Regions from separate parts of the Mus musculus genome. Here all the other regions are linked to region 1. The links are chromatin loops, found by intact Hi-C in ENCODE. Cell type or tissue: left cerebral cortex. All regions are shown on one strand. Region 1 has its middle 280 kb from the start of Gm31711. Region 2 has its middle 400 kb from the start of Gm31711. Region 3 has its middle 410 kb from the start of Gm31711. Region 4 has its middle 380 kb from the start of Gm31711.

Region 1 (2,500 bases):
GGACAGTTGGTTCGCTGACTCTTGGGCATCCCAGACGCTGCTGGATGCCATGGAAGAAATGAGAATGGAGTGGATCTTCCTGGGGCCAAAGGGAAACTGGGGAGTAGAAAACTCTGGCTGAATCTCTCAAGGAGGAGAGTGTCCTTGGCTTGGTCAGTGGGCAGCTTGGACTCAGGAGTCCATGGCTGGGAGCACAGAGAGGCCTCGTCTGGGAGATTAGACGTGGCTCTTCAGAGGAAAACCTGCTCCATTGTTCCCCACAGTGGATCCCGAGAAGAAGAGGCAGTCCACGATTTTAAAGCGTTTATTATCATGGTGGAGAGTTGTGATGAGTGAAACTGTACCCTACTTTCTCAGGGTGGGCCTGAGGTTAAATACCTTTTACAGGGAGCAGTGTCTAGGAAGAAGAACTTAATTGACTAAGCCCTTCAAGTCTTTAGGTACCTCATTAAAATGGAGATCTGTGGTCATGTTCTGCCTACTGTCCCTTGTAGGATCACCTACTGAGAGTTTTAAACCAGAGTTTTAAACCTAACTCAACCAGAAACCAGGCTGCCTTTAACTGTCCCACAAAAGGGCACACCTCCTAATCCTTCCCAAACAGTTTCACCAAGTAGGAACCAACATTCATACATAGAAGCCTATGGATTCCATTCCCATTCAAACCACCGCAGTATCTTAATGGTAGAGCACTGCCTTAGCATTTGGGAGGCTCAAAAAGCCAATCAGTAGGTAAGTAAATAACCCAAACAGAACAAAACAAACAGCTTAGTGTTTTCAAATTGAGGATTGCACTGGAGTCTTTCCTCTTTGCTAAAACACTTGGAAGAAAAGCTTAAGGTAGGCAGGGTGTATTTTGGTTCAAGACTTTAAAATTTCAGACCATGATTGCAATCAGACTCTGTGTTACAGCTGAGTCATACAGTGGGAGAATGGAAAGCTAGTTGTTCACATGTTATGGGTCAGGAAGCAGAAAATAGTATCAGGGCCAGAGTCATGCTGTAACAGTCAGATGCACAATCATAGAAACAAATTTTGACTAGCTTCCCCAGCTTCCCCAGATAGCACTAGCTGATGAGAAAAAAGTCCTCAGAGGAGCCCTTGAAGGATATTTCTGATCAAAGGCTTAAGAAACACCTACTAAGGGTCAGCCTCTAAATACTTGACTGTTTCATTTTATATATTACATTTTCAAACTGAAAAAGGGAGGTGCTATGGACGAGAGGTTACAATTCCAATTTCTGGAAGAAAAAAAAATATTCACAAAAAGCTGGGCAGAAATCCAAATCCAAACCCTATCCATCATTAGCTTCCCAAAGCTTTCCCAGGTCCATCTCCATTTGGTAAAATGGATAGAACAAAATGTCCACCTAGTTATGACCCTCAAACCAGAAAGATGGGAAAGACAAAAATAAAGGGAAAGAGGGAAGGTAGTATAGAGGGCAAGGTGGGCATCTGGGAACAGATTTCACAAAAATAGAAATGCAATTAAGTTGATGTCTTCCAAAATGGTCTGGACTCACACACCTACAACCCTGCCTGTTCTGGCTTATCTCATTAAATGCCTGGTTATGGATGGGCAGGCTTGCCATCTGTTTAAATAATAGTTTTCTGTTCTCCACGAGGACTACAGTGCTGGAGTCAATTAAAGCATCCTTTCCACAGCTATCCATCTCCCTCTCAGCAGGAGCTCTGATATGCAGGACCATCCTGCCACCTCCACACTGGCGTCTGCTCCCAGCGAGAGTCTCCCTGCCTTCCCATCTAACCTCCCCTCCAGAGGTAAACCTTCCTGGCCATGATGCAGGCTATGTGAGTATGAACACCCACTCACAAAGGAACAGAAGACAGATTAGGAAAAGTTCCAGCACTTTTCTTCTTGGCAATCCCAGAGCGACGGATGTGACTTCCTGTGAATTCTAACCATAAGCTATTTTCAAAACTCAGTTTTAAATTAGTGGGCAATGATGGAGTTTCTTTCAAAAGTGGCATCTTTAAAGCTAGATCTGGACAAGGAGGCATGGAGTTGCCCCTCTGACAGAAGGAAAGGGATGAAGGATGAACCAACAGGGACGATCGGTGAGGTGGCAGAAGCATGTGCTAGGGGGATTATAGGCATTACTTATGTGGGGAAAGACAGGCTTTCAGGCTATTTTAAATCAGGAAAACATACCAAGGTGTTTGAGATAACAATTTGTATTTATTTACTCAAGAAGCCACTAGTTTTAATAGCCTAATAATCAATGTATGTAATTCTTATCGCCATCTGATAAAGATGTTATTTTTCTGATTCTGTTTTATAAATGGAAAAAAAAGTAACAAGGCTTAGAATTTGATTGACCTACTTGATGTGCTGAAGGAATAAATCTGCAGTCTTTCTTCAGATTGTTCTCAGTTGAATAATCAATAATGGATTGGACCAGGACACTTTCAGAAGTATAATGCTGAGCTCTGGAGAATTACTCTAGGATTTAGGGTTGTGCTGGGCAAACTGGAATAT
Region 2 (2,500 bases), 110 kb after region 1:
GTGGTATTATAAACTCTAACTCATACATGCTGTGCAAATGCAGATTTCTGACATCACAGAATCCAGTAAACCATGAGAGAGTAGATGGTTTTCATTCTTTTCTTTTCAGATAAAGACAGACACCCAATTCAGATGATTTGCTTTGGAAAGCCCAACAAGCTCAGTTCATGTCTATTTTCTACAGGAATTTGGGGTTCCTTGCTAAGTAGTATATCAAAATGAGCAAGTAAGAACAAAGCTACACATGCGTATTCACAGAGAGCAGCTACTACAGTTTACTTTTGAGAATTCACACAAAGAGAGTACTGCAACACTAAAGGAGAGGTAAATTAAATAAAAACAGAAGAGAAATTAAGAGACATGCTACCAAATCTAGCCTTACCATGCATGACAGCAAGCTTACAAGTATTCTAATGCTGCAGAAAAAAGCACACATTGGGAAGGATGTCAACCAATGTTAAGAAACCAACAGCACTTTATTTTAGAAAGAAACCAACAGCACTTTATTTTAGAAAGTCGACATATAAAGTCGAGGATATGAAACCTCGACATTCTGATACTTTTTGTTTTTTTCTTTCATTTTTCTTCCTTTTCTTTCTTTTTGTAAAATTTCACATAAGTAAAAGATGTACTTATAATTGGTGGAAGCACTACTGAAGAAACACATTGCTTTTTGGAAATATCAAATGACCTGATACTGTTTTAAGAAGAAATGCAAATATTTATCTGAATAAACTAACTTCTTATACAGTTCTTTCTCTTACAGACTACTTAAGCCCACAAATACTATTGGAGGCCCATATCGTGGGTTCCATATGATGAAGATTCTACAGAAGCCTTCAGGGAGGCTACATTTTTACTCTGGCAATGAGTCTGAGGCTATGGATAGATTAAAAAAGAAAAAATACTAAGTCAAAGAATAAATTTGAAATAATATTTAAGGAAAATTATTTTTTTCCATGTATTTTTAAATTTTGCAGCTTTCAAAATAACCCAGCATACAGTACCCCTCACACTGACTGACTCATCCCCATGTCCACACACTTTCTTTAAAAACAGAAAAATCATTTTTGAAAATGATCAAAACATAACATTTTGCTGGAACAGATGCCTTGCCTGTGCTCCGTGCCACATTTTTGTAGTATTTAAAATGAACGTTTCAGTTTTAAACAGCTAGTGACTAATCACAGTTGGGGAGGAGAGGAAAGGCCTGGTGGAGGCAAAGTCAGGCTTCCCCAGTAACACATGTGTGAAAAGAACCAGGCTGCTTCAGTCCTGTGTACACGGAAGACTTCTCGCTGGGCTATCTTTCTCAAGCCTGGCTGGAGTTCAAGGGAAGGTGGTAATTTTTAATATATGATACTGATAAATCCTTCTAAGGATATATTCTTCATTTTATCTTTGCAAACCTTCCTGTGTCCCAAGCTTTCTTTTAAGTGCCCTAAGAATATCTTTATAAGCTACTCTCCAAACTACAACTTAAACAATATCTTTATACCCTTTCAGCATTACATATGAGCAGCACACTCTCTTAAAGTCAGACTCATTTGGAGGATAAGGTAGTTGGTGACTCAAAGTATCCTCAAGTTTCTGTCTAAAAATATTAGGTATCATTTTCCCTTTTGTAGTGTTTTCCATATAAGTTGGCTTAATACTGGATGAACTAGTTTGGTGAGGCTCTTGGGAGACCAGTGAGCTATGATCTCTTTACTCCTAATTAGAGGCACACATCAGTGCTTTTGCTTTCTGGCCTTCAGTTCTTGGAGGTGGCTGAGAGTTAGTACAGTGGCAGTTCTCGGCCTACCTCACTTCCAACTCTCTGTCTAGGTTTCTGAATGCTGGGTGAAGGCTGAGCAGACACTGGAAGGATCATTTACCGCACGTTTTATAGGTCACTAAAACTTGCTTGGGTATTGTAGACACCCTAACAATTTACAATAACAAAAATATTATTACTTTTATTATTAAATATTATATTTTAAAATGTTTTTTTCTATTCTTAACATGTATGCAGACTTTTTATAAGGTATGAACACCTGAATTTCTTTTGACTCAGTGAAGGCAATCACATTCTGTGCCTTCCCATTCTCAATGGAAACTGTGGGACTCATGAAGAACTATTTTTAGATAAATATATTTCTAATTTGAAATATTCTATATGTGTAAGGTGATAATGATAACAAATCAGCCCCCGCCCCCCAGGTTTTATAAATTACTAATTAACTATCTGGTTAATGGTGGTTAATGTAGATAAAAGTGAGTCCAGGACTGTCATTTCACGATCCATAGTGTTTTACTTTCTGGTGCAATACAGTCATTTGACATCCTGCCCTGAAGGGTATGGATGATATCACATCTGCACTCTTTATCAGAGGCTCAATCACACATCATGTAATGGTATTTTTTTTTCTTCAGAAAGAACTCATAGTTCACACCTTCAGAAAAGTATGGTGAATGAATAGAATGCTGTAGCAGGCATGGGAACTCGCAGGGGCTCGGT
Region 3 (2,500 bases), 130 kb after region 1:
TATTCCAATATTAAAGTTACATGGGTTTTATGTACTGCCAACTCTTTTTATTTGTTCTTCACCTTCACCTTTCCTAACCAATCCCTTTATCCTGCCAATGTAAACTTCACAGTTTTTTCATCTTTGTCTGGTTACTTTAATAATTTCTCTCTTATTTTTTGCTGTTGAGTAGTGCAGTTAAGAAGGTTCTTTGGAATTATTAGGAGATCAAGAATTTTGTTCCTTTAAGTAGCCAAATACCACTAAGTTACTAACCCTTTAAATTAAACAAAGTCATGCTGTTCCCTGGATTTTTGTACTTTCTGAATTTGGCTTTTGATATCTCTACCAGTCACTGCTGAATATCACTCATGCAGTCAGTAACTTTTACTTGGCCTTACTCAGTAAATGACTTCTATACTATATTAAAGGAGGGAAAGTGGACATGTATACAGGCATAGACTCTGACCCTATTTTCTTCCTTGACATGTGTCAGATATTGCTTGCCTGAAGATACAAGAAGTTTGGAAAAATACCTACAGACTTTGGTGATTTCCCATTCATCTTACTTATATGTGAAAACTAGTCATTTTCTTACCATGAGTTTCTGAGTGGAATAAGTGTCGATGGCATAAATACAATCTTACTATAGCAATATATTCCTAAGTAGGAAATTGCCAACTAACAAGCTTCATCAAAAATAAGCCTCACACTACTTTTATATTTGGTCTTGTTTCCTAGAACATAAAATAGTCCTTCAGAAAGGTCAATAAACTACCACCCGAGAAAAATAACTAGGGACATGAAACTCAAGCATACCAGTGGGAAGGAAATAACATTTTATCCCATCTCCAATCAACAACATTTGATCCATTTATCAAAATGTGCACAGAATCTACAAAGAAATTAGCGAAAGACCAGTATCTTCACACCTTCTTCAAATAAAAGTCATAATCAGATCACAATATGCAAGAAGGAGTTATGGTCTTTGAAAAGAATTCCAGGTCTCTGACATGTCAGTGAGTCATTCCCAAGTTTTAGAGGATATGTTGGGTGGTAGGACAGAGTGGGTTGCTGCTATCTACTCTGTTTTCAAGTATGGAGCCATATGGACAGCTCAAGTTTGCTCATGGAATGTGGGCTTAGCTTGGATCTGAGGCTTATTCATGTCTCAGAAAGTTTGCTGTGGTCTGTGGCAGGACAGAGACTAGAGTACTGCATTAAGAAGTAATTATTTTTTTTTGCCTTTTTTATTAGATATTTTCTTTATTTACATTTCAAATGCTATCCCGAAAGTTCCCTATACCCTCCCCCTTCCCTGCTCCCCTACCCACCCACTCCCACTTCTTGGCCCTGGCGTTCCCCTGTACTGGGGCATATAAAGTTGCAAGACCAAGGGGCCTCTCCTCCCAATGATGGGCAACTAGGCCATCTTCTGCTACATATGCAGCTAGAGACATGAGCTCCGGGGGTACTGGTTAGTTCATATTGTTGCATGGGGGAGGGGTTCCTTTCCCCTGGATTATATAAAAGAATAGAATCTAGAGCTATTTAAATCTACCTCAAGAGAGAGGGTATTCAGAAGAAAGGGAATCCATCAGAAGAAACTGGACATGGAAAAGACCATCTGAGAACAGTAAGTGGGAACGGGCCAGCTGGCTATAGCACACTAGTGAAATAAAAACTTGGGGAGAAGGAGAGAAGCTAAACATACCTCTTGCCAGATGGTGGGTGCCTTCCCAAAATAGGCTTTGACTAAGAAGGAGTGGAGTAATCTACCCTTGAAATGAAAATTTAAATGACATATATTGTCTGCTTTTGGACATACTACTTTATCAATTGACAGGTTTCCATTTTAACTTGTTCTTAGAGCTGTCTATCTGTTTGAGTAGTAAAGTGTTGATAATCAGAAAAGTCTACTAACACTCTATATCCTGAAAAGGAAGGAGACAAAACAAAGTGGGTTTTGTCTACATTTTGTGTTTTGTCTCATTTTTTGGACATAATTTTCACATGCTGATTTTCATTTGGATTACTGAATTTATTTCAATGATACTTTATCAAATACTTACTATACACATTGTTATAAATGGATGAATACAGTAGATAATTTAGAATCATAAAACTTTGCTTTGGATGCCAGCTTTCCTTTATTTAACTTTTAATTTTATACCAAAAGACTAAACTTCTATGAATTTAGTAGTTTTCATGTTGTTTGAGAACAACTCAAGATTCTTTGGAGTATTATATGTCAGCAACTCTGGTAACTATGTGTAGAGAGTACAATAAATGATTTCTTTGTTGGTATTTTTAAAGAGCTTTAAAGCACAAGACATGTGTTTGCACTGGGATATCATTTCATTGCAATTTTGAACAAGTTCTTTCTTGTCTTCAGAGGCATTACTTTTTAAATGCACCCAAGAGGCAGTCTGTGGGCTGGCCTCCACGGTCACACAAACACACACACGGAATAGCAGTAGTCATCAGTCATAGGAATACTGGTTAGCCACAATGACACACA
Region 4 (2,500 bases), 100 kb after region 1:
TTTAATTGGATATAGAGTTATATGGCTGGACCTAAATTTATATCAGTCTTTTAAAGATCTAATCTTATAAGTATTATTTGTACTGTATTGGTAAGAAATTAATCCTAGAATGTTATTTTTAATGTTAGACTCTAAAGTATTTGATTTTTAAACTGATTTAATTGTACAATAGACATTGCCTTCATTTATGTATGGTCCCATTAGAGCAGGCAAATTAAGAACAGTACCCAGCATTGGATTAGAAAATTTCTATCACATCCTCTCATCCCATACCTGTGGCAGATGTAAACTGATGTCTGCATAGTTTCCTTCCCAGCCCAGGGAGCGACTGAACATTTCAGGAAATCACACAAATCAACTGGAGCCCGTACAGAGGCAGCACCTGGAGCCCCAGGGAGGCCAGGTGCAGGGAAGAGAAGAGGACTCTGGAAGAGGCAGGCAGGGGCCGGCTCAACGAGATCTCCTTCCTCCCTGACTTCTTAGCTTCCTCCCTGGGCTTGATGGATTGAGGAGCAATTCTGTAGGAACTCCTAGATGGCTTTAAAAGATCGTATGAATGCTTGAGAAAACACTATGTTCTGATAAGATTCCTATAGAATCATTTACAGGTGCTATACTAAAAAGAACTAGATTCTTCTGACACAAAGGATTTAATCTCCAAGGAAGCAGTGACTTATTTCTTGACTAAAGGTTAAGGCATACTTGTTCTTTTATTTTTTTATTTATTTATTTTTTCATTTGGCAGAGCTTTTCCACATCCCTTTGTGGGTAGCTGCCTCCTCTGCATATGTGTAAACCAGCTGTCCTTTGGAATGACACAGGCCCCCACAATGTCATGGGATAAGACATGTGGGAGTTGACTGAGAACCTTAAACAGCTACAGTAGGTGGGGCTCCTGGCATTTGGAAGTCAGGTAGTACTTGGCCAGGGTTCCATGCCATAAGGGCAAGGCCTTTGACCTGAACCATCATGTTTCAGTACGTGGATGCCTAATATAGGCAGGGAGTCAATCAGGATGACTTAAGAGGGGTGTAGGGCGGGGGGAGACTTTGCCTTTGCTGGAGTTCTCCAGATTGGCTCTCCAGATGGCCCTCTCTTCTCTGGTAAATTATGCAACAAGCTGCTTCAGCCGAATTTTGCAGACCTGGATGATCTTGAACTGATTTCAACAAACAGGCACACTCATGGGGTTGCAGGGCATTCTCCTAGCCCTTTCAACAGAGGAAGAGTGTTGTGGGAGGGAAACCCAGGTAGTCCTTGGTGCCAGTCATAGAAAGAGTACAATACTCACAGGCAGAATAGCTTTGCTTTGTGCCTGCTCTTATAAGGCAAATGGTTTTGAAGAAGCTAGGAGACTGTCTCGTCAGGAAAGGTTAAGAGTATATCATCATTCTTCCTCAAAGGGGAGTTCAGACCTACCTATTCTCACTAACCAAATGTCATTCCTTCTCTAGTGGCACTATTGAGTTGCAAAAGGCATAGAGTTGCATTTCAGCATAAAGAGGCATGAAGGCCCCACTCCCTCTGCTATTAACATTTCCTGGAGCCAAAACCAATAGTGCATGCAAATGAGTCTCTGATTATTTCTTTGATTTAGAGACTGTCTCCTCCCACTACACCCCCAGAGTTGAGGTAGAATGGATTCACTTACTAGGCTTGGAGCTGCTCTTAGCATTGTGAAAGCTTAAGTGAGAGGGGTAGGGCCATCCTGTCCCTCCCCAACTTTAAGAAAGATCACAGTCCAAAGAGATCCTCTGTCCCTGCAGAAAAGCAGCTCTAGGGATCAACTTGTCACTGAAGAAGGAGGGAAGGGAACAGGAGGCAGAATCAGTAGGCCAGGTGGCAGGGGGAGCAGATGGGCCTTGGCTGAGCCCAAAGCTACAAAAAGAAGAGCTGAAGGAATAGGGAACAACCCACTAAGAAATGCAATTTGGCAACTACAAGCAGAAAGGAAACAAATAGGAGTTTATTGTGGCAAATTCATTTCTTGAGATGATAAAAGTGTGCAAACGATGCTTCAGCTATGCATTTAGCTCAAGCTTGCAAAGTTCCTTTCAGACCTTGCACAGGTTCTGGAATACAAATAGGAACAAGATGAGCATCCTGTTCATAGTCTAGTACACGTTAAGCATTCTGAATGGAGCAAAGGCAGAGTAAGACAATTCACCTACTAGAGAAATATTGGAGGAGGGTGCAACACAGGGGACTGATTGGTGGGAGTTAGGGGATGTTCCTAAGAAGAGAAGTGGCTTCTGTCAGATCAGAAACTTGGCTGCAGTTTGGGACTACAGTTTGGGACATAACAGCAGCTCAGTGAAGACAACTGTATGGACAATCACATGGATGGTGGGATGGAAAAGCCTGCCTGCATGTATGACCATAGTATTTCTGAGTCACTCAGACTGATTGAGAACACCATGTGGGGCAGAAACTGTTTACTGCCAGCAGATATTAAACAATGCCTTTCATGCCATGCCAAGACCTTTGGGTTTTCCTTTGG

Evidence for each region. Peaks named below come from ENCODE experiments on the same cell type or tissue, not always from the same donor. Only the 100,000 strongest peaks of a DNase experiment are listed, where the experiment ranks them.
Region 2: it touches region 1 in a loop (2.0-fold over the local background); 3 of 42 quality-filtered maps call a loop at or near these places.
Region 3: it touches region 1 in a loop (3-fold over the local background); 3 of 42 quality-filtered maps call a loop at or near these places.
Region 4: it touches region 1 in a loop (2.4-fold over the local background); 2 of 42 quality-filtered maps call a loop at or near these places.

Annotation. Positions count from the first base shown.
Region 1 is chr13:16,542,182-16,544,681 of GRCm38, forward strand. No RefSeq gene overlaps it. Among named protein-coding and RNA genes, the nearest start is that of Gm31711, 280 kb to the left of the region's middle. In left cerebral cortex, no CTCF peak of the experiment used is centred here; DNase peaks (open chromatin) are centred at 952, 1,348 and 1,805; H3K27ac peaks cover 727 bases.
Region 2 is chr13:16,655,159-16,657,658 of GRCm38, forward strand. No RefSeq gene overlaps it. Among named protein-coding and RNA genes, the nearest start is that of Gm31711, 400 kb to the left of the region's middle. In left cerebral cortex, no CTCF peak of the experiment used is centred here; a DNase peak (open chromatin) is centred at 1,143; H3K27ac peaks cover 968 bases.
Region 3 is chr13:16,667,807-16,670,306 of GRCm38, forward strand. No RefSeq gene overlaps it. Among named protein-coding and RNA genes, the nearest start is that of Gm31711, 410 kb to the left of the region's middle. In left cerebral cortex, no CTCF peak of the experiment used is centred here; DNase peaks (open chromatin) are centred at 1,072, 1,671 and 2,498.
Region 4 is chr13:16,644,454-16,646,953 of GRCm38, forward strand. No RefSeq gene overlaps it. Among named protein-coding and RNA genes, the nearest start is that of Gm31711, 380 kb to the left of the region's middle. In left cerebral cortex, no CTCF peak of the experiment used is centred here; DNase peaks (open chromatin) are centred at 1,036 and 1,906; H3K27ac peaks cover 819 bases.